Regions from separate parts of the Homo sapiens genome. Here region 1 is linked to region 2. The links are chromatin loops, found by intact Hi-C in ENCODE. Cell type or tissue: HCT116. All regions are shown on one strand. Links, peaks and the distances in the headings refer to the core of each region. The heading gives the core; the rest is flanking DNA.

Region 1 (10,797 bases), core at 3,205-7,204, 510 kb before region 2:
ATTATAGCTAAACAATCTTTTTTTGAACATAAACATGAATTTTGATAGCCTTTTGGAAATATCTTTGCTGCTAACAGTACAAACCAAAGTAGCAAAGAATGTCTCAATTTTTACTGATAAAAAATTCGAAAGCTCATTCATCATTTTGGTGATATGCATTATCTTTTAGAAATTCCATTTCTCTACTCGTCTTTGTTGCATGTATATTTTTGAATAGAATACTACACTACCTCTCTCCCAAGTAAAGCCTGCATATTCCCCAGAGTATTTCCACCAAGAACAAACAGATACATTTCTTGGCTTTTTTTTTTTAAAGTATTTTTATTAACTAAAACTTGCTGGATTTAGATCAACTTAGTTTTGGTACCACTAGGTTTACTATACATGTGCAACCTACAATAACATTCATTCCTATTTTCCTAACTATTTCAGATACATGTAATATATTTTCCAACTTAGCCCAATTTACCATTTAAACATCAACTGGGAATACAAATTGTTATTAAGTTAAAGCCTGTTGTAAGATTAAGTTTACTATTGAATTGACACAGACTGTAAAAGCAAAATGCCACATCATGGTGGTACTTCCTGCCAAGTAACAAAAACAAGTTGATGCTTGATTTCTGTTTTGTAGTGTAGTGAGCACCCAGGAAAATTAAAAAAAAAAATTTCATAACATTTTCTGAACCCAAATCTCTTTTGGAAGCTGTATCAGAGCAAAAACTTAACACTGCATAATTAGTCTTAGGGTACTCTTTTGTAATTCTACAAAAGTTATTCTCACATCATAATTATATTCATGTGTGTGATATTGGAAAAGGTTCTCACTATCAATTATGAACCCTAAGTAAAGGGTAGCCTCAAGATCCCAAGGCCTGTGAAACTTGAGTGCATCAAGGGGCCCTTGCTCTCACTTGCCTCAACAGAGAGAACGGACAGACATTATTTTCAAAGGGATCAGATAACCACCTAATTGGATACATGATTGGCTCCTCCTGGGCAGGGAAGGTAAACAAAAAACTAACATGGCCAAATTTTATTTCTCTGTAAATTAAATCTTTCTTGTATCCTCTTTGTTATCTTTTTAATGGGATAGGAAAAAAATGTTTACCACAGGAAGAAAGAAATGACCCTAAAACACATCCAACCACTTGGGCAATGTTACACATAACTGCCAGGTGTCAAGACACCAGTAAAATTCTCAAATGAGTGGAATGAAGCTGAGGCAAAAAAGGATGTAAGTTGAATGGAAATTTCTAAAGAAAGTTTCATATATGTTTAGGATCAGATATTACATTAGATTGCTTCAAATCTTACGTTGAATAAGATAGAGCAGGAGATTAGCAATCTTTTCTATAGAGAGCCAGACAGTAAATATGTTAGGCCTTGTAGGCCATATGTAAAGGAATAAGCATGGGTATGTTCCAGTGAAACTTATTTACAAAAACAGGCAGTAGATTTGTCCTGTGGGTCATGGTTTGCCCCTTGAGGTAGAGCAGTAAATAATAAATAACCAGAATCCACTAACAGCATTGCCCAACACAGGGAGGGAAACTCCTCAACAATTCAGCAACTAATAGAATGAACAAAGGCTTTTTTTTTTTTTTTTTTTGAGATAGAGTCTCGCTCTGTCACCCAGGTTGGAGTTTAGTGGTGCAATCTCGGCTCACTGCAAGCTCTGCCTCCCAGGTTCACGTCATTCTCCTGCCTCAGCCTCCCGAGTAGCTGGGACTACAGGTGCCCACCACCGCGCCCAGCTAATTTTTTGTATTTTTAGTAGACGGTGTTTCACCATGTTAGCCAGGATGGTCTCCATCTCCTGACCTCGTGATCCACCCACCTCGGTCTCCCAAAGTGCTGGGGTTACAGGTGTGAGCCACTGCGCCCAGCCCAAATATTTTTATTAAATTTACTCTGACATTTTATTTTTAAAAGTGTATCAATTTCCAGCCAGGTGCAGTGTCTCACGCCTGTAATCCCAGCACTTTGGGAAGCCGAGGCGGGTGGATTGCTTGAGCTCAGGAGTTTGAAACCAGCCTGGCCAACATGGTGAAACCCCGTCTCTACTAAAAATACAAAAATTAGCAGGGCATGGTGGCGCACGCCTGTAGTCCCAGCTACTCAGGAGGTTGAGGCATGAGAATCACTTGAACCAGGAGAGGTGGAGGTGGCAGTGAGCTGAGATCATGCCACTGTAGTCCAGCCTGGGTGACAGAGCAAGACTTGGTCTTAAAAAAAAAAAAAAAGTGTATCAATTTCCATAAGACCAGTTTGGTGGTAAGGGCATCCTGTAATGAGTTTCTCACCACTATCTTGTTTTGGGTAATAAATAAGGCCAAATTTAACTTACTACTAGTTAATTCCAGTAAGTAAATGACTGGTATAATAACACTTCAATAGAGGGCTATAGATCCAGGGGCCAAGACTCCAGTTTCTGCATTTATTTATTTTATTTTTTATTTTTTATTTTTTTGAGATGGAGTCTTACTCTGTCACCGAGGCTGGAGTGCAGTGGTGCGATCTCGGCTCACTGCAACCTTGGCCTCTCAGGTTCAAGCGATTCTGCTGCCTTAGCCTCCCAAGTAACTGGGATTATAGGCGTCTACCACCATTTCTGCCCAGTTTCTGCATTTATAATCTGGAGATATCAGGGTCTATCTACCTCACGAGGTGGATGATAATTCAGAGGATTAAATATTTGGCACCGAGGGTGTCAGAGGTGGCAGCTTTTATCATTACTACTGTTATTATACAAATGATACATACAGACACAGGGGGCTTGCCAGGGAATGAAATAAATGAATGGCAAAACTAGAATCAAAGCTCACTAAGAATGTTTCTCTACCATGATTTAGCATTCTAAATCACTATGAAAATACTTATCTCAATTTATCAATTTCTACCATATTATGATATAACAAGAAATTAAATAATCTAAGCATTCTGCATCCTTCCCAAGGTCATCCTATTGAGTTGGGGGAAAAAAAAGTACCTAGTTTTTAAGAGTATCTATTTTTAAGAGTCTCTTATATAAATGAAACCTGCTATAGTTACTCCTTGTAGAGTTTAAATTTTGGATATTGGTGGTTGGCTTACAGGCATTATGACTTAAATCTTGATTGCATTATGAAACACAAAATGTATAAACCACACATTAGGCATTAAGAATACTTTGCTTCTCAGCTGGGCGCGGTGGCTCATGCCTGTAATTCCAGCACTTTGGGAGGCCGAGGCAGGCAGATCACAAGGTCAGGAGTTCGAGACCAGCCTGACCAACATTGTGAAACCGTGTCTCTACTAAAAGTACAAAAAAATTAGCTGGGCGTGGTGGCTGGTGCCTGTAATCCCAGCTACTTGGGGAGGCCCAGGCAAAGAGAATCACTTGAACCTGGGAGGCAGAGGTGCAAGACTCCATCTCAAAAAGAGTACTTTGCTTTCCAAGAAGCACAATAAAGTTAAACATTCAAAAATGTGATGTAACATAGTCCAAATAACTTGGTAAGTAGAACAGTTACAAGAATATAACTAATGTAATACTCAGAAGAAGAGAAGTTAAAATAACCTACCACAAGAACAGTTTCTCTTATGACCAGACAGGTTTTTTTCAGGAAATAGATTTTCCCAAACAGATTGTGATCAGACACTAATTTTTTAAAGAAATCATTGCTATTTTGAACATAAAATTTGAGCACTTGGGATAAAAGGTGTATCAAAACTGTGAGAGTGGCAAAGGTTTCAAATTTGTTTTTCAAAAATTTTTTGGGGGTACATATATTATTTTCATCTGTTTTACAATACAATCATCCTCTCAACATCAGCCAAGGATAGTTTAACATATGCAAATAAATCAGTAGTAAAATTCAGTATCACATCAAAACTCTAGTTAAAGTAAAATATTAAACTTGGATTTCTTCTTATGAGTACAAAGGAACTTTGCTTATATTACTCTGCTTATGTGAACTCCTATTTCAATACAGAGTATATGCAGCCATAATGGGAAATCTACTGGTTTTGATTAGGTGGGGGCACAACACAAATCTTCAAACTCCCTGTAGCAGATTAATGCAGAAAAAGGTTGCATCAAACAGTGACATTTACTAACATATTACAGTACGTGTGGACTTGAATTAGATGTAAAATTCCAAAAAATAGATACTTTATTATTTAGAATTGGTGAAGTGACACTGGCTGAGCTCTAGTTTCCTTAGGCACGTAAGGCAGTATAAGTAAAGCAAACAATATCATTTTAACCCAGTTCAGGAAAGTGGGAGCCTAAATTCAGCAAAAGATCAAAAGATGTACTCTGAAACCTACTCAGAAGCTGCAAAAGCTTGCTATCATGTAACATAATTTTCATTTAATGCTCACATAGTGCCCACCATGTGGCAGACATTATTCTAAATGCTTTACAAAGTTTAGCTCATTTAAGTTTCAAAAGAACCATATGAGGGAGGTAATAATATCATCTCCATTTCCTGGATGAGAAAAGCAGAGCAGAAAGAGGTTAACTTCCCTGTGGTCACATGAATATTAAGTGGAGAGGCTGAGTTCCTACCCAGGAAGTATAGTTTCAGTGTAGGTGCTCTTAACCACTATATTATGTTGTCATCAAAGCAGTTCTAAGTTCAATTTCTAAAAATTGCAAGAGCTTTGAGGGCAGGGACTATGTCTTTTTCTTGAATTTCCAGTACCTGGGTTCCTGCACATAGTTGGTATTAATGTGCACCAGATTAAAAAAAAAAAAAAAAGCACTTCGCCTTCATTTAGGACTGCAGGGGGCATAATTGTTCTACTTATAAAAGTATATCTTACTGTAAGCCATCTAAATCATTTTTATACACAGGTTGGGCATATTTAAATAATTACAAGACATAAAATAGCCAAATCTTGTCTCCCATATACCATATTATGCTTGACGCTCTACATGTATTACTCCATGAATCTTCTAAAAGAAACTCCAGAAGTATTACTGTCTTCATATTACAGATGAAGAAACTATAGTTCAGGAAGATTCAGGTAAGTACCATAGCCTTACTGGTGGTATAGTACACAGCAGATATTTGATCCAAAGTCTGACTCCAAAGCCTACATTCTTTTCACTAAATCATGTTTTTCCCCACATTTTGTGGTCTTTCAAACATTTCTAGCCATAATTAGATAAGGGATTTACCTGTTAAATGGTGCGGTGATAACTATGCTTAAAGCAAATGATTTCATCTAACACTACAATTCATTGTTTTCAACAAAGTTAGTTGTTAATTCTTACTAAAGAGTCAGTGCTGCATTCTGAATATGAAGGTAACAAATAAATGCACACTTAGCATACTAAATATTTAGCTGATGTTACAATACTAAACGTCAAATCAAAATAATAGTTACAGCAATTACTTGATTTTTTTTTTCTTTTTAAGAGATGGTCTCACTCGCTCATTCAGGCTTCAGCGCAGTGGTGCCATCACAGCTCACTGCAGCCTTGAACTTCTGGGCTCGAGTGATCCTGTCACAACCTCCTGGGTAGCTAGGACCACAGGTGAACACCACCAGGCCTGGCTAATTTTTATTTTTTATTTTTTGTAGAGATGGCGTCTCACTATGTTGCCAAGGCTGGTCTTGAACTCCTCCTTTCAAGCAATCCTCCTGCCTTGGCCTCCCAAAGCACTAGGATTTCACATGTGGGCCACCACACCCAGCCCCAATTACTTGAATTTTAAATGCCATCATCTTCAAAGTATAAAGAGGAAAAACAGTCCTTGGTTTTCCCTTGAATATGGAATAAACTGATGACTGGCTAGCTGAATACCAGTTTATGTGACTCAGTCACACCTTTTCATTCACAGAAGTACCAACTTCTAAGCCTGGCAAACAGCACATCTGGCTATTAAACATTTTAAAAACTGGGGCTCTGATAAATGTAGGATTAAAAATCAAATGCTATTCAAGGCAGGTACCATACCCTCCTTTTTCATTTTCTCTATTAATGTCCAATGCTATGAAGCCAAGTAGAGGAGCTATGCTACTTACACAGAAGTATACTTGTGCTTAGACTAGTTCATACCTATCAAAAACCATTCTGAATGGAAACTAGCCCAAAGCAGGAGCTTTCGCTCTCAGAATAGCCTGACAGGTTGAGTATACTAACAAGAGCCAGAACTAGGGGGTACTCCCACACAAATTCTGATTTGCCTCCCTATTACTTTCTTTTTTTTCCTCCCCCAAGATGGAGTTTCGCTCTGTCACTCAGGATGGAGTGCAGTGGTACGATCTCGGGTCACTGCAACCTTCGTCTCCTGGGTTCAAGTGATTCTCCTGCCTCAGCCTCCCGAATAGCTCAAATTACAGCCGCACACCACCATGCCTAGCTAACTTTTGTAGTTTTAGTAGAGATGGGGTTTCACCATGTTGGCCAGGCTGGTCTCAAACTCCTGACCTCAAGTGATCCATCCGCCTTGGCCTCCCAAAGTGCTGGGATTACAGGCATGAGCCACCATGCCCGGCCCCTCCCTATTACTTCCTGTTAACCAAAAAACACATTTTATGGAGAAAGGGCTCAGGAAAGTCGTATGCATCCTTGGCTACACCACATCTTCAAAGGTACATTTGCTTTTTTAGCTTTTCCCTCTTTCCCAATTTTCTCATTTCTTGTATATTCATTTTCCTATCAGGGTCCTTCATTACCTTGAATGTCTTTATAATTATTATTATTTTTTAAACCAGATTTGGTTTCTGGAAAAGCAAAAAATGATTACCCAATGGTTTAATTCATCAGTGGGGCAAAGCTTCATGTATGAATTGACAACTTTTACTCATTCCTAGTTCTGTCATGTCTTTATGTCTCGGGGTAGTGGAAGAAAGTCCCAGGGTATATAAGCAGCCATTTCACTTTATCCACTGGTGCAAGTAAGCCATTTAATCTAATGCAGAGCTTCTCGACTGGCACGTTTTAGTCACAAACAGGTTCCAGTCTTCCATAAATCCTGAAAGCTATATATGGATGTAAGGTGTTCCCTCTTGTGATGGTTAAATTTATGTGTCAACTTGACTGGGCCATGGGGTGCCCAGACATTTGGTCAAACATTATTCTGGGGCGGAGCATGGTGGCTCATGCCTATAATCCCAGCACTCTAGGAGGCAGAGGCAGGCAGATTGCTTGAGCCCAGGAGTTGGAGACCATCTGGGCAACATGGCAAAATCCCATTTCTATAAAAAATACAAAAATTAGCCAGGTGTGGTCGCACACACCTGTAGTCTCAGCTACTAGAGAGGCTGAGGTGGGAGGACTGCTTGAAACCAAGAGGTGAAGGCTGCAGTGAGCAGAGACCATGCCACTACACTCCAGGCTGGGCAACGGAATGGGACCCTGTCTCAAAAACAAACCAAAGAACGCGAAAACATGTTATTCTGGGAGTACCTGTGAGGGTGTTTCTAGATGAGATTAAGATTTGAATTGGTAATCTGACTAAAGCAGATTGCCCTCCCTAATGTGGGTAGGCCTCATCCAATCAGCTGAAGACCTGAATAGAACAAAAATGCTAAGGAACTTCTGCCTGATTTTGAGTTGGTACTTCAGTTGGACTTGAGCTAAAAAATCAGCTCTTCTTAGATCTTAAGCCTGCTGGCTCCTGGGCTGGAACTTACACCACTGCTCTCCTGGTTCTTAGGGCTTTGGACTCAGACTGGAACTACACCATCAGCTCTTGGGTCTCCAGCTTATGCACTGTGGCTTTTGGAACTTCTCAATTTCCAATAATCAATCTCTCTCTCTCTACTACCTCCACTTCTACTTCCCCTCCCCATCCTTCCCTCCCTAACCTCCACACATACCCTATTGGTTCTGTTTATCTGGAGAACTCTAATACACCTCTATTTTATAAATGACTACATCTGGGCATAAAGAGATTAAGTGTATTGCAAGTCTCATTTAGCTTTCCAGAGAGGTGTACACAGGACCCCAGACTCTGGTTCTTATGCCATTCAAATGCCTATCTCCTTTAAAGGACAGCAGGTCCTTGAATAATGTCATTTTGTTGTAATGTTGATGAGAAAAACAACTGATTCCTGGCTGCAGCCACTACCTGTGTGGAGTTTGCACATTTTCCGTATGTCCACCTGGGTTTTTTTTCTGGGTATGCCAGTTTCCTTATAGATCCTAAAGATGTGTACATTAGATTGTCTAAATTGTTCCAGTCTGAGTAAGTGCTGGTATGTGTGTGTGAGTGTGCCCTGCAATGGAATGGCATTCAGGCCAGGAATAGTTTCAGCCTTGTACCCTGAGCTGGAGGGATAGGCTTCGGCCACTGATGACCCTGAGCTGGAATAAGTAGATTGCAAAAAGAATAAATTACAAAGTAAACATTCGTGAAGTCTACAATAATCATACAAATGCACAGCAATAAATTATGCAGTATGAAAGTGCCCAGTGAGCCTGCCAGATTTGTGATTGTTTTTGAATTGTATGGTGGTAGGAGGTGCTCCTTAGATCATTTTTGCTTTGCAAACGTTTATCCCTTGATTTTACCCAGCACCACTATGAGTGATGTCACTCACTGATTCACCAAAAACTGGGTAAGTAATTATGTTTCTTGTTCTTTGTAATCTTTCTTAAATGTGAGCATAGCTCACATTTATTTCAATGTTTAATATTAGAAGTGCTTTGTGTCTTTATTTAGAGGTTCAGTGATGTTTCTGTGACCAGAAAGATGCCATAGAAACTTAACTCTTGTTTATATCAGTTAGCCTATGGTAAAATTGGTTTTGTTATATGTCCTTTCACTTAAAGTTGCAGTTTCCAAGACCCTATCAAGGATATTAAGTAATGACTTAAGTATTTTATATTTAAGGTAACTCTTGATATTCCTTCAACTTATTTCCAGTTAGTTTTCCTTTCTTGCTTAGGGACAGGAGTTGATTAATATCAATAGTTTTAATATTGATAACATTAGGTTTCACACTCAAGTAGAAGTTTAGAAGAAACATTAAAATCCACTGGGTAATTTAATCTTCCATTTAAGAGGATATCTTATGCTGCAGCACCATTAAATATTAAGTAAGCTATCAAGTACAATCTACAACTGTATACTTACCAATCCCCAATTTCAAGCTGTATAAAGAGTGACCAGCTGTAATATTCACCAGATCTAAACATGATTTTTCCCTTCTGTACAGTTTCTGAATAAATCTAATAAAGCATTTCTATTTTGAAATTAAACACCAGATAGTCAAATTTTCTGAGGAAAAAATAGCAAAAGGAAATTCTATCGAAATAGTTAAATAAGGAAAGATCTATAAGGAAAGCTAAAGTCTTACATCTTAATTCTCTTATTTTGTTGCTTACTTCTGTTTTCAGTTGTATGTTCCAGTGTTCACAGGATGGAAAACCTGCATAAATATTAGCTAGATGACTAAATAAGTGAAGATGAAAAGGTAGGACTGGTTATATTCAGTTTAAGAACACTGAGTTTCTATGCCTGTAATCACAGCTACTTGGGAGGCTGAGGCACGAGACTCGCTTGAACTCAGGAGGCATAGGCTGCAGTGAGCCGAGATTGCACCTGCACTCCAGCCTGGGCGACAGAGCAAGATTCCGTCTCAAAAACAAAACAAACCAGTAACTTAATCTTGAACTAACACAAGCCAAGGTATTAGTAATTCTCTTCTTTTTGGTGGCACTTGACTTTCAAAGCTCTCAAAACAAATCTTCAGCTAACAGCATTTTCCCTGTAGCATTATCAATTGGATGTCTAATAAAAAATAACTCATAGCCTCCTTTTCTATACCCAATTAATATAAACAGATTACTTACCAATTACCTAAATTTCTAAATGATATCCAGAACAATATTTTAAAATTTTACAAAAGCTCAGGGGTAAATGCAGTGCTTATGACATTCATTACCTCTTTTATCATGTAGCTATCAAACAAGGCATTTTGGTTATTTCAATCAAGATTTCTTTCTGAAACAAAAAAGTTAAAAAAAAATTTCCTGGCTTCCCAGGACAGAAAAAAAAATTGTTAAAATAACACTCATAAAAAAGGACTGCTTTGAAATGTAAGGAAGGTTTTGTTGTTGTTGTTGCATTTTGTTGTTTTAAATCTTTAGCCAAAAAGTGAAGACCTCGTTCTCATTCGTATAATGGAGATACCACTACTTACCTTCTCTACAATTTATACAAATGTTAACAAAAGAATGAAATATACTAAACTTCAGGTTCTCAGAAAAAATTATTCACCGAAGGGACAAGATATCTATTTCTCAATAATGTTCATATATGGCTTTTACATCAAAGCTTGAACCCTCTGAGACTGGCTGGACCCACAGCTGAGAATTAGACTACGAACATTTTTTTAATTTTGCAAGAATTCTTGCTTGACTTTTCGCTACCTAAGTAACAAATTATTGCACTAACCCCAACGAAGACATATTTATTAACATTTTAAGATATCTTTTTGGTGGGCTAAAAACAGGAAAGTGCTAAGAAATGGGGACCTGGACAATGTCACATACCAAATAGTGAAAAGTGGAAGAAATCTGAAATGACCAACTATACCATTTGTCTGACTTCACAAAACAAAGATTTGTTTTCCATGCTTGTTTAATCAAACAAATTAAATCAAATTGCCATGTTTGTTTAATTAAGCTCTGAATTCTAAAACACGTTCTGTCAAAGCAAAATTCGGACAAAACCACTTGATGGCATTTTGTTCAGGACACTTGTGGCATCCGGGTAAGATTGAACAGAAATAAATCATTTCAACTTTTACCACTAAAAAACTTAATGCTTACTGTTATTAATATGTGAG
Region 2 (10,797 bases), core at 3,488-7,487:
ATCTCTGTGTGTGTGTGTGTGTGTGTGTGTGTGTGTGTGTGTGTGTGTGTGTATTTGTGCGCATGCGCACATGCACACACGTGCATGCTCACTGACAACCTACAATCCAGGAATCCCTCTCCACACAGGTTCATGAAGAAATACACACAAACATGTCTATCACAGGATTGTTTGTGGTACAAGAGAGTTCGGGGCAGTCTGGGAGTCCACCACTAGGGGCCACAGATATGTTAAGAGGATCAGATGATCATGACATGATCATGACACATAATATGGAATCTTATGCAGCAGTTAGAAGAAATGCGCTAGCTGTGCATAAAGGAACATGAATAGAGCTTAAAAACAGCATTGCATCAAAAAGCAAGAAACAGAATGAGAGCCATTGAACATTACAGATTTAACACATATATTCATAAAGCAGCATTATAGAAAAAACAACCTGGGGGTACACTCATATCCAAACACTTATTAATACATCAGAGTGACTGCCAGTGCTGGCAATCAAGGAGGAAAACAATGAAGTAAAATAAAACAAAAAGGTCCTCTCATGGATGATCACATACAGTGATCTGAGGAAGGCGATTAACTCAAATCTTTGCACTTTAAGTCCAAAAGAAGAAAAAAGGAAAGATCTAAATCCTATCTTCCTTTCTTGAAGCTTTTTCATCCCATAAATGAGATGCAACATCTGATTTTTGAGATAATCCATGTAAACATCTGTGCAACTAGCAACTCAAGGATCATCCATCTAGCTGGTTCTTCCGGGTCTCTGGGGACACTTGAGCAAAGCACACATCCATGAGATGCCAGAGGGTAGAAATAAAACAGAGTGAAGGATACCCTTGTAAACTCAATTCCATAAACCAAAGCCTAAATACGGCCTCATTTATGAAACTAGAAGTGCAGTGTAAAACCAAGAATAAAGAGATTGCAGTGTCAGATCAGTGACCCTAGCGTGGTTATTTCCATCAAACAAAATGGAAAGTTATCTAACAATGAAGCACAGAAAAGAGAAAACAAACAGGTAGCTCTGCGTCATCTGCAAAGACAATGTAGTTGGTAAAGTCAGATTATTTGGCATAATCAGGCAATATAAAATGTATATATGTACATATATATATATATATACAATTTTTAAAGTGAGTTGATCTTAGGATTTTGTTCACTTCAAATTGCTTTCAGCCAAACAGGAAACACAAAAGAGCCCGGTTTGATTCCAGAACTCTTCCTTTTTAAGGCTGCCAGGTCTGTCCTCTTGCAGGGAATGAAAGTGAACAAGGCTGAATATTTCTCTGTGTTTCTGAGAAGGGCTTGTCTGACCCAAGTCCTTGCACCTGCATGCACCACCTGTGGCATGAGTCTGTTGCCCTTTTTCAGTTTGTTCTTTCTTGTCTCCAACTGTCTGCCTAGACAGATGACTGCTGGTAATTCACATGTTTTTCCTTCTCCTTAGCTTTAATACTATAGCCACTCCACTTAAATTACACTCCAAGGTAAGCAGGAATTGGTTTTAAATGGAACCCTGAGAGATGGGGAAGTGAGGAAGGTGGGGGATGACTTCTTGATTCCTTGGTGCTGTATTATCACTTGATTCTTCCTCTGAGTTATCTTTTGTACTTAAAATTCCTTTATTTCGCCATTAAAGTGAGTGAGCCTATAAACTGTACTCACTCTGGATACTTAGGTATTTGAAAATGTTTTTGGCTACCATTTCATTTGGCTAGCATTTTATAGTGGACTCACCTACAGATTTAACTAAAAGTCTAAGATACCCTGTAGCAGCACATCAATTTAGGGAAAACTAGCTTTAAAATGTATAGAAACTTAAGAGTACATAACTTTAAAAGTATATAAAGACATACTACTAAACTAAAACGATCACAAAATCTTAGAATTTTGTAGGAGAAAAGAACCTTAGCAAGCACTGACCAGTTTTCAGCCTCTTTTTTTTTTTTCTGCCTCCATACTGCTTATATTTGCAAATTCTCAGTAACATGGCTTCTACTTAATGAGTCTCACCTGGGAGAACAAACATGCACTGTAGCTTGAAAAGATCACCTCTCTCTTTCCCCATGCCAAGTTTATTAGTTTTCAGAGACCATTTGTTGCTAATTGATGATAAAAGTAATATTGTGATTCATGACTTTCCCTGTTTTTTATCTACCAGCCTGTGCCTCACTTTGAACTGTGCGACATAAGACAGGACCGTGGCTGGGCACGGTGCCTTAAGCCAATAATCCCAGCACTTTGGCAGGCCAAGGCGGGCAGATCACGTGAGGTCGGGAGTTCAAGACCAGCCTGACCAACATGGAGAAACCCCATCTCTACTAAAAATACAAAATTAGCTGGGTGTGGTGGCACATGCCTGTAATCCCAGCTACTCAGGAGGCTGAGGCAGGAGAATCGCTTGAACCTGGGAGGCGGAGGTTGCAGTGAGCTGAGATGGAGCCATTACATGCCAGCCTGGGCAACAGAGCGAGACTCCATCTCAAAAAAATAAAAATAAAAAAAATTTAAAAGACAGGGCCATGAACACAAAACAACTGTGTCTCCATCTGCAGAGAAGCACTGAGTATCTGGACATTGTTTAGTGTCCTTTTTAACCTTATAATTAAATTCCACACTTCCCCTGCTATTGTTTAAAGTATTTAGCACTCAACCAAATGTATTTTTATTGGCTATTAGTACTAAAGTAGTTACTATCTTATCAAAAGCCTATTAACAAAAGCCAAGGCACAATTTTTTCCCATGCAGTCTCTGGCTTTGATTTTTTAAAAAAAATTTTTTAGACATATTCATGTAGAAAAGTTACAGAATACGGATGAATAGAAAAACAGTTTTTCTTAATCTCACCACCTAGAGAAAAGAGCATCTCCCATGTACACTTCTAGTCTTCATTTTCATCTTAAGAATATTTTACTTAAAAAATGTCACCCAAACAGACTTGTGTCTACAAAGGTGAGCTTCTGAGAAACCAACTTCCCTTGTGCAGCAGCAGACTCTGCTTTAGAGGGAAGGAAGCGGCTCACATCCTGACTAACAGGGGGTCATTGTTACTCTCTCAGAATTGGCATAATGCCTTCTTCTTCAGCCAGAAAGACAATTATGTGACAGAAAATCTAAGAGGTGGGCCTGCCTTAGGGAAAAGTGGCTTAAAAGCAAATTTGACTCACATAAAGAGAGTGCTAGGTATTTTCCTTGCTTGCTTTCTCTGTAATTGTTACAGCCCAGAAAGACATGGGTTTGAGTCCCAGTTATTCCTTACAAGCCAGGTAACCTTGGATAAGTTACTAAAGTCCCTCTCTGCTACAGTTTCCTCATTTGTTAAATAGGAACAATAATAGTACCAACTTGACTGAGTTCTTGCAAAGACCAGCAAGTTACGTAGGGGCCAAGGGAGAGCTTTCCTCGTGGCCCTCAGAAGGTTTGCTGAAAAACCAACTCAAAAAAGGTAGACTAATTGGAGAAAAGACATTCAAATTTATTTAACGGGAATACACAAGAGCCTTCAGAATGAAGACCAAAACACGCAGGGGAAATTGTCATTTTTATGCTTAGGTTCAACAAAGTATGGCCAGCTGTATAGGAACATGACTGGACAAAAAGGGTAAGATCTAATGGCCGGAGTGGGGAAACCCAGCAAGGCCTGTCCGTCTAGATTCTTCTTGGCGTCTCTGAGCACGCATTCCTTCCTTCTGGGTGTGGGACAGGACCCTCTCTGGAACCAGGGTCTTATGTCCTACAGTCAAATAAGGGAGGTCAGATAATTTCTTCATGGCCAGTTTTTATACAGAAAGGTGGAGGGAAAGTTAGAGTAAAATTGTAGGTTTTATGACTAGCTTTGGGTAAAGGGGTTCTGGTTTCTATGACCCACCTTCGGGAAGAGGGATTCTAGTTTCTGCGGCTGGCCTCAGTGGAGAAAGGATTAAGAGACAGGAGGGCAGGAGAAGGTCAAAGAAAAACTTCTGTTTCTGAGGTTGCTTTCTGAGGTCTTTGTTTTAGGGTATTGTTTTCCGAGCCCAAACAGTTCAACAGAGTTTTTAGTGCCTGGCCTGCAGTAGTAAAAAGGTTTCAACAAATGTCAGCAGCGTTACTGTGGTTGTGGATCAGTATGAGGATTATATGAGATACTCTATTTGAAACTCCTGCCACACTTAGGAATTAGTATTTCAATAATTAGCATTACAGGGAGGGTTTGTTCTTAACTACTCACCTTTTCACTTGGCCACACTCCCTGTTTTTTTCTTCTAGTCCACTGCTATCTGGTAGCAGTTTCTGTGATGATAAAAATGGTCAATTATCCGTGCTGTCCAACATGGTAGACGCTAGTCACATGTGGCTGTTGAGCTCTTGAAATGTGGCTAGTGCAACTTAGGAACTGAATTTTTCATTTCAATTTTAATTAATTTCAATAGTCCCACCTAGTCCCTTGATTTCTGTCTGCTCCTATCCCTGTCTAATCACCCATATTTCCTTTAGGCATAAAGTAGATTCATCTATAGGGACTTCGGTCAATCTCTACTCATTTACGCTAAGTTTTGAATAATGTTTTCTACATAGCACTTTATTGATAAATTATACATACAATCCTACCATTAAGAAATCAGAAACAGACCTGGCACAGTGGCTTATACCTGTAATCCCAACACTTTGGGAGGCCGAGGCAAGTGGATCTCTTGAGGTCAGGAGTTCAAGACCAGCCTGACCAACATGGTGAAACCCCGTCTCTAATAAAAATACAGAAAACTCCTATGGGCATGGTGGTGAGCGCCTGTAGTCCCAGTTACTTGGGAGGCTGAGGCACGAGAATCACTTGAACCTGGAAGGCGAAGGTTGCAATGAGCCAAGATCATGCCACTGCACTGCAGCCTGGGTGACAGAGTGTGACCTTGTCTCAAAAAAATTAAAATTAACAAAAAATTAAAAAAGACAAAAAAGAATTCAGAAACAAATTGGATGTATTTCCAGCATCAAGCTTCTCCACCAAGTCTGCCTTTCCTTTTATTAAGCACTTTGCAAATTTGAATGCAAGTAACTGAATAACCTTAAGAAAACCATTTGGCAGATTAGTTTAAAAGGCTGCGGCCAGGCGCAGTGGTTCAAGCCTGTAGTCCCAGCACTTTGGGAGCCTGAGGCGGGCGGATCACGAGGTCAGGAGATCAAGACCATCCTGGCTAACACGGTGAAACCCCATCTCTACTAAAAATACAAAAAAATTAGCCGGGCATGGTGGTGGGCGCCTGTAGTCCCAGCTACATTGGGAGGCTGAGGCAGGAGGATGGCGTGAACCCGGGAGGTGGAGCTTGCAGTGAGCCAAGATTGCGCCATGGCATTCCAGCCTGGGTGACAGAGCAAGACTCCATCTCAAAAAAAAAAAAAAAAAAAAAGGCTGCTTTACACATCTGGAATGGAAAGGGGGGTACTTCTGCTATCAAATGCCCTCCTTCACAAAATACAGCAGGATAATTGTTGATCTGCTTCAATCTGTGTCTCCCTGCTCCAATCCGTGTCTCTCTGTGGGCCCTTGCTCAGAGATGCCATGTGGTGTCTGAACTTGACCAGACTCCCTGAGGGCAGCCACCAGTTTCTTCAGAGGCAGCAGCTGTGGGATTGAGCCCCAGAAGTGAGTTTACACTCCCTTTTCCAGGGCTTAGGATCTCTGCTTCTCTTCCCTCTGTGATAAAGCCAATTTCAACTTCAGGGTCAGGTAATCACTTGACACGTCTATCAAGGAAAAGCAATAAAACCCTAAACAATTTTGCATTAGATCAGACTAGCTCTGTCTTCTCTCCCAGGGAAAGGCTGCCACCTGCTGTAAAACATCAGCACTGGGCTTTTCCAAGGTCACTGAACAACCACTTCCTCCCATACAAAATTAACGAAAGCACAACCACACTTGCCTTCACCTCTGCATGTCAAGAGTGTAAAGAGGAGGGCAAACCAGGAGGCACTGATGTAGAACAAGAGGCAAACTCATGCATATGAATAGTGCCCAGAAGGAACTGGCATAGCCATAACTCTGAATAAAAGAGCAGCCTCTCTTCAGCAATTAGCAACAAGGTATCACAAATTAGCTAATTCATAGTAACCTTTAGGAAATCTCCCATGACAGCCTCATTATTTCCTCCATCCTTCTAGTTCTGTGTACCTTTATGTATTCTCCACGCCCCTAGCAAGACAGGCAGGTGAAAGGATTTGATCATTTTCAGGACAGCATTCCTGAGCCTTGTTCCTGATTTCCTACAAAAATCCCAAATTGCAGCCGGGCGCAGTGGCCCATGCCTGTAATCCCAGCACTTTGGGAAGCCGAGGCAGGCGGATCACCTGAGGTCAGGAGTTTGAGACCACCCTGGCCAACATGGAGAAACCCCGTCTCTACTAAAAATACAAAAATTAGCCAGGTGTGGTGGCGCATGCCTGTAGGCCCAGCTACTTGGGAGGCTGAGGCAGAATTGCTTGAACCTGGGAGGTGGAGGTTGCAGTGAGCTGAGATCGCACCATTGCACTCCAGCCTGGGCAACAAGAGCGAAACTCCATCTTAAAAAAAAAAAAAAAAAAAATATTCCCAGGTTGCTCCTTGGGATTTTTGCAGGAGGCCAAAAATGGGAGCAGGCCTAGCACAGTGTCTATCTCATTGCATAAAAGCTTGAATTGTTTGTTTGTTCTGTCTTTGGTGGGGACAGTGTGCCCAAGAAAAGGAAGAACATTTCCCAAACTCAGAAAAAAGAAAGCAAAGGCATTTGGGACATGCCACCCCAAAATATGCTACTTTGGTATACTAATTATTTGAAGCTGAAGACACTTGAAAGACAGCAAATGCAGGGAGAGGCTTTCTCTGAACTCTCCCTTACCTGCCTGAAGACAGATCCTCCAAAATGAACTCAGTTGTCATTAATTCCCCTCTCTGGTAGGTTAATCAACCAGGAAGATTGACTATTACAACAGGACAGAAGATTAGAAGTGGACACCACTTCTATTACATCTATAATAGAATGTAAGAGTTTGCTACAAACGATTCCATCTCCCTAAGGGCTCATTCTTTCCCCCAAATTATTTACCCTCTCCTAAGTTGTCCATATCCCTCTTCTTCTTTCCCCTACGAAGACAGTATAAGCTCCCAAATCTCACCACTTTTTTGGGTATTCATTTTTTTTTCTCTTGTGATGCCCCATCCATGCAATAAATTTGTATACCTTTTCTCCGGTTAATCTGCGTATTGTCAGTTTGTTTCACAGACTCAAATTTTAAACCTAGGAGGGTAGAGGAAAAGTCTTTCCCTCCCCTGTAAAAGCAAGAATGAGGTGCTAGTATAGGGCCCATCATTTTATGCCCCAGAGCCTCCTCTTCCTTCTCCATTCTCCACTCCCACCCTGAGACCATTCACCATCCATCAGCTACTGTGGTCTACCCCCCAACACAACTTTTAAGAGTAGGTTTTGCTTACCATTATCTTCCTGCAAAGGGTACTCACGACTCTAAACTCCTCTCCCTGAATTGTGCCGTTGTATCTGGGAATTTATCAAACTTCAAGAATTCCTTAGGGATTCCAATGTTGAGTAAACTCAAATATAAACAAGCTGACATTTACAACTAAATATCCAATATCCAAAAAGTTTACAATATAAGAAAATAAGGCCAAACACCAATAACTTCTAAGCAAAAATAGCCGAAAGACAAATGCCTTGCTGCCTGGTTTTTAGCCTTGTAGAATCTGTGGCATTGTTATGGTTGATACAATTGTAAAATATCTGCAAAACATTTGCCAGCCTCTTGATGAAACTGAGTTATTTTCTTCACTGTAAACCACGGGAGAGCCCCAGATTGCCACTCCAACATCTCCTACCTGTATTCACAAACAGGAAGATGTAGGCTATGAAAGCAGGAAAGGACAAGAATATTTTTGTTGGTGTAAGAGAAGGCTTTTTAAAAGTTGCCTCAACAGCCAAAGAAATGAAATGAAGCCTTGTATTATCTGATCCTTCTACACATTTGTGTGTGTGTGTGTGTGTGTGTAGTTTTTCAAATAACTTTTTTTTTTTTGAGGTGGAATCTCACTCTTGTCACCCAGAGTGGAGTGCAATGGCGCGATCTCAGCTCACTGCAACCTCCGCCTTCCAGTTTCAAGCGATTCTCCTGCCTCAACCTCCCGAGTAGCTGGGATTACAGCCGCCTGCCACCACACCTGGCTAATTTTTGTATTTTTAATAGAGACAGGGTTTCACCATGTTGCCCAGGCTGGTCTCGAACTCCTGACCTTGTGATCCGCCCGCCTCGGCCTCCCAAAGTGTTGGGATTACAGGCATGAGCCACGGTGCCCAGCCTCAAGTAACTTTTAAGGCAACATTTTATTTAAAATTCTGCCTCTTTAACTTTCATTTTTTTTTTTTTTTGCTTCTATAGTTTTTTATTTGCATTCATTTAACACACAATTTTATAATTTACACATTTTTAATGTCTTGAATTATTCCTTTGAGTTGTTATATAAAAATTTACCTAGTTGTTGAAGTTTAGTTTCCTATGTTTTTCATTTTAGTTCATACTGAAATAAATATGTTTGTGGAAAGTGCTTTTCTCCTTACTGCAAGTTAATCTACAATCCATTACAGTGAAGAGCATGTGGCAATGCTCAGCAAATATTATAATTTTGTATAATAAATTATCAAGAATGAGAATATGGGGTAAAACAAACATTGAAACAATTCTGGTGTAAAAAAACAACATCTTGATACAGATTACTAAATAGCTTTCTAAAATAATTCTACTTATTTGCTATGTCAACAGATAAGTTGTTTAACACATTATTTCCATCGATACATCTTTTTAAATCTTATTCATTAAGAAGAGATTAAGGTATGACAAGAATACTGGTTAAATCAAAGGACATAGAGAGTATGAATGAATATGGAGAGTGTGGGTCACATTTTCAATTTTTTTTTTTTTTTTTTTTTTTTTGAGACACAGTTTCGCTCTTGTCTCCCAGGCTAGAGTGCAATGGTGCGATCTTGGCTCACTGCAACATCCACCTCCCAGATTCAAGTGATTCTCCTGCCTCAGCCTCCCAAGTAGCTGGGATTACAGGTGCCTGCCACCATGCCCAGCTAATTTTTGTATTTTTAGTAGAGATGGGTTTCGCCATGTTGGCCAGGATGCTCTCGAACTCCTGACCTCAGGTGATCCACCTGCCTTGGCCTCCCAAAGTGCTGGGATTATAGGCATGAGCCACCTTGCCCAGCCTCAACTGTTTTTAAAATCTTGACTATAGTTTAATTTTTCATTTAAGTCCGCATTCTAACTTGCAGGGCAGAACATGTAATGGGATCAGTTAACCATCCCAATTTGAACATCTTAAATCTTGGATCGGTTTTAGCCCAAAGGACCAAAGTGGGTTTGAATTTGTTATAAGGTGAATTTCCAGCTAGCAGGGAAGGACAAGAGGCCACAGAACTTGGCCATTCAAAGTGTGGTTTGCAGACCAGCTGCGCCAGCACCACCTGGAAGCTTGTTATTAGGTTGGTGCAAAAGTTATTGTGGTTTTTGCCATCAAAACCGCAATTACTTTTGCACCAGCCTAATAGAAATGCACAGTCTTGGGCTTCAGCCCAGAGCAACTGAATCTTAATCTGCATTTCAACAAGAGCTCCAGGTGCTTCTTATGCACATTGAGTTGGAGAAGCCACCTTCTAGACAGTGAAAATTGCTACTGCCAGTTGTCTAAGGGCTTTAGTAGAAAAGATAGTTCACCATGAATATTAAAACATGAATCTAAAGGTAACAAAAAACCTTCTATAATTTTAATTTGGCTGGTTCTTTTGAAAACATTCTTTATAGTATAGTTCGGCTTTTAAAAAAGTCAAATATAGGCCGGGTGCGGTGGCTCACGCCTGTAATCCCAGCACTTTGGGATGCTGAGGCAGGAGAATCGCTTGAACCTAGGAGTTAGAGGTTGCAGTGAACTGAGATCGCACCATTGCACTCCAGCTTGGGCAACAAGAATGAAACTCCGTCTCAAAAAAAAAAAAGTCAAATATATTATGGAGAGTTTTAATACAAGCTTCTTTTATTTAAACCATCCTAGCAGATAATGGATTATCTGATTTCTAAAACCAAGCTCCTCAGGACCTAGAAGAGAAAGCTTGGCAGATCAGGAACAAGAAAGTCTGGGGAAGGATGGGTATATGTGAATAGGCACAAAGTGGGCATGAAGATTACATGGTAATGCCTACCAGCAAGCACCATCTACCACCAAAGAGGCACTAAACAACCAGAAGTCAAAATGACACGGCTGGTTGACTTCAGCTAGCTTTCATCATCAGCATCTAGTGCTAATATGTTATATACAAACAGTGTACATGGCCGGGCATGGTCGCTCACGTCTGTAATCCCAGCACTTTGGGAGGCCAAGGCGGGCAGATCATTTGAGGTCAGGATTTTGGGACCAGCCTGACCAACATGGTGAAACCCCATCTCTACCGGAATACAAAAATTAGCCAGGCATGGTGGCAGGCACTTGTAATCTCAACTACTTGGGAGGCTGAGGCAGGAGAATTGATTGAATCCAGGTGACAGAGGTTGCAGTGAGCTGAGATCATGCCACTGCACTTCAGCCTGGGTGACAGAGCAAGACTCCCTTTCAATAATAATAATAAATAAAAATAAACAGCGTACCATCGTGGCAGAGTGCAGGGTATGAAAGGTCTTAAAAACATGGGCTCTTGGGAAGTCGAGGCTGCAGTGAGCTGTGATTGCACCACTACACTGTAGCCTGGATGACAGAGTGAGACCCTGTCTCAAAAAACA

What was found. Hi-C counts contacts between places; a loop is a spot of excess contacts. Peaks named below come from ENCODE experiments on the same cell type or tissue, not always from the same donor. Only the 100,000 strongest peaks of a DNase experiment are listed, where the experiment ranks them.
Region 1: it touches region 2 in a loop (7-fold over the local background); 35 of 110 quality-filtered maps call a loop at or near these places.

The regions. Positions count from the first base shown.
Region 1 is chr2:64,556,290-64,567,086 of GRCh38, reverse strand. The region is part of intron 2 of AFTPH (aftiphilin); the gene reads right to left. It overlaps LOC105374773 (a long non-coding RNA gene), which reads left to right. Exons shown (of 7, transcript XR_007086343.1): 5 at 4,844-9,635. Among named protein-coding and RNA genes, the nearest start is that of MIR4434, 36 kb to the right of the region's middle. In HCT116, for the core only: a CTCF peak has its summit at 4,771; a DNase peak (open chromatin) is centred at 4,776.
Region 2 is chr2:64,044,901-64,055,697 of GRCh38, reverse strand. No RefSeq gene overlaps it. Among named protein-coding and RNA genes, the nearest start is that of VPS54, 31 kb to the right of the region's middle. In HCT116, for the core only: a CTCF peak has its summit at 5,810 (motif pointing left); a DNase peak (open chromatin) is centred at 5,807.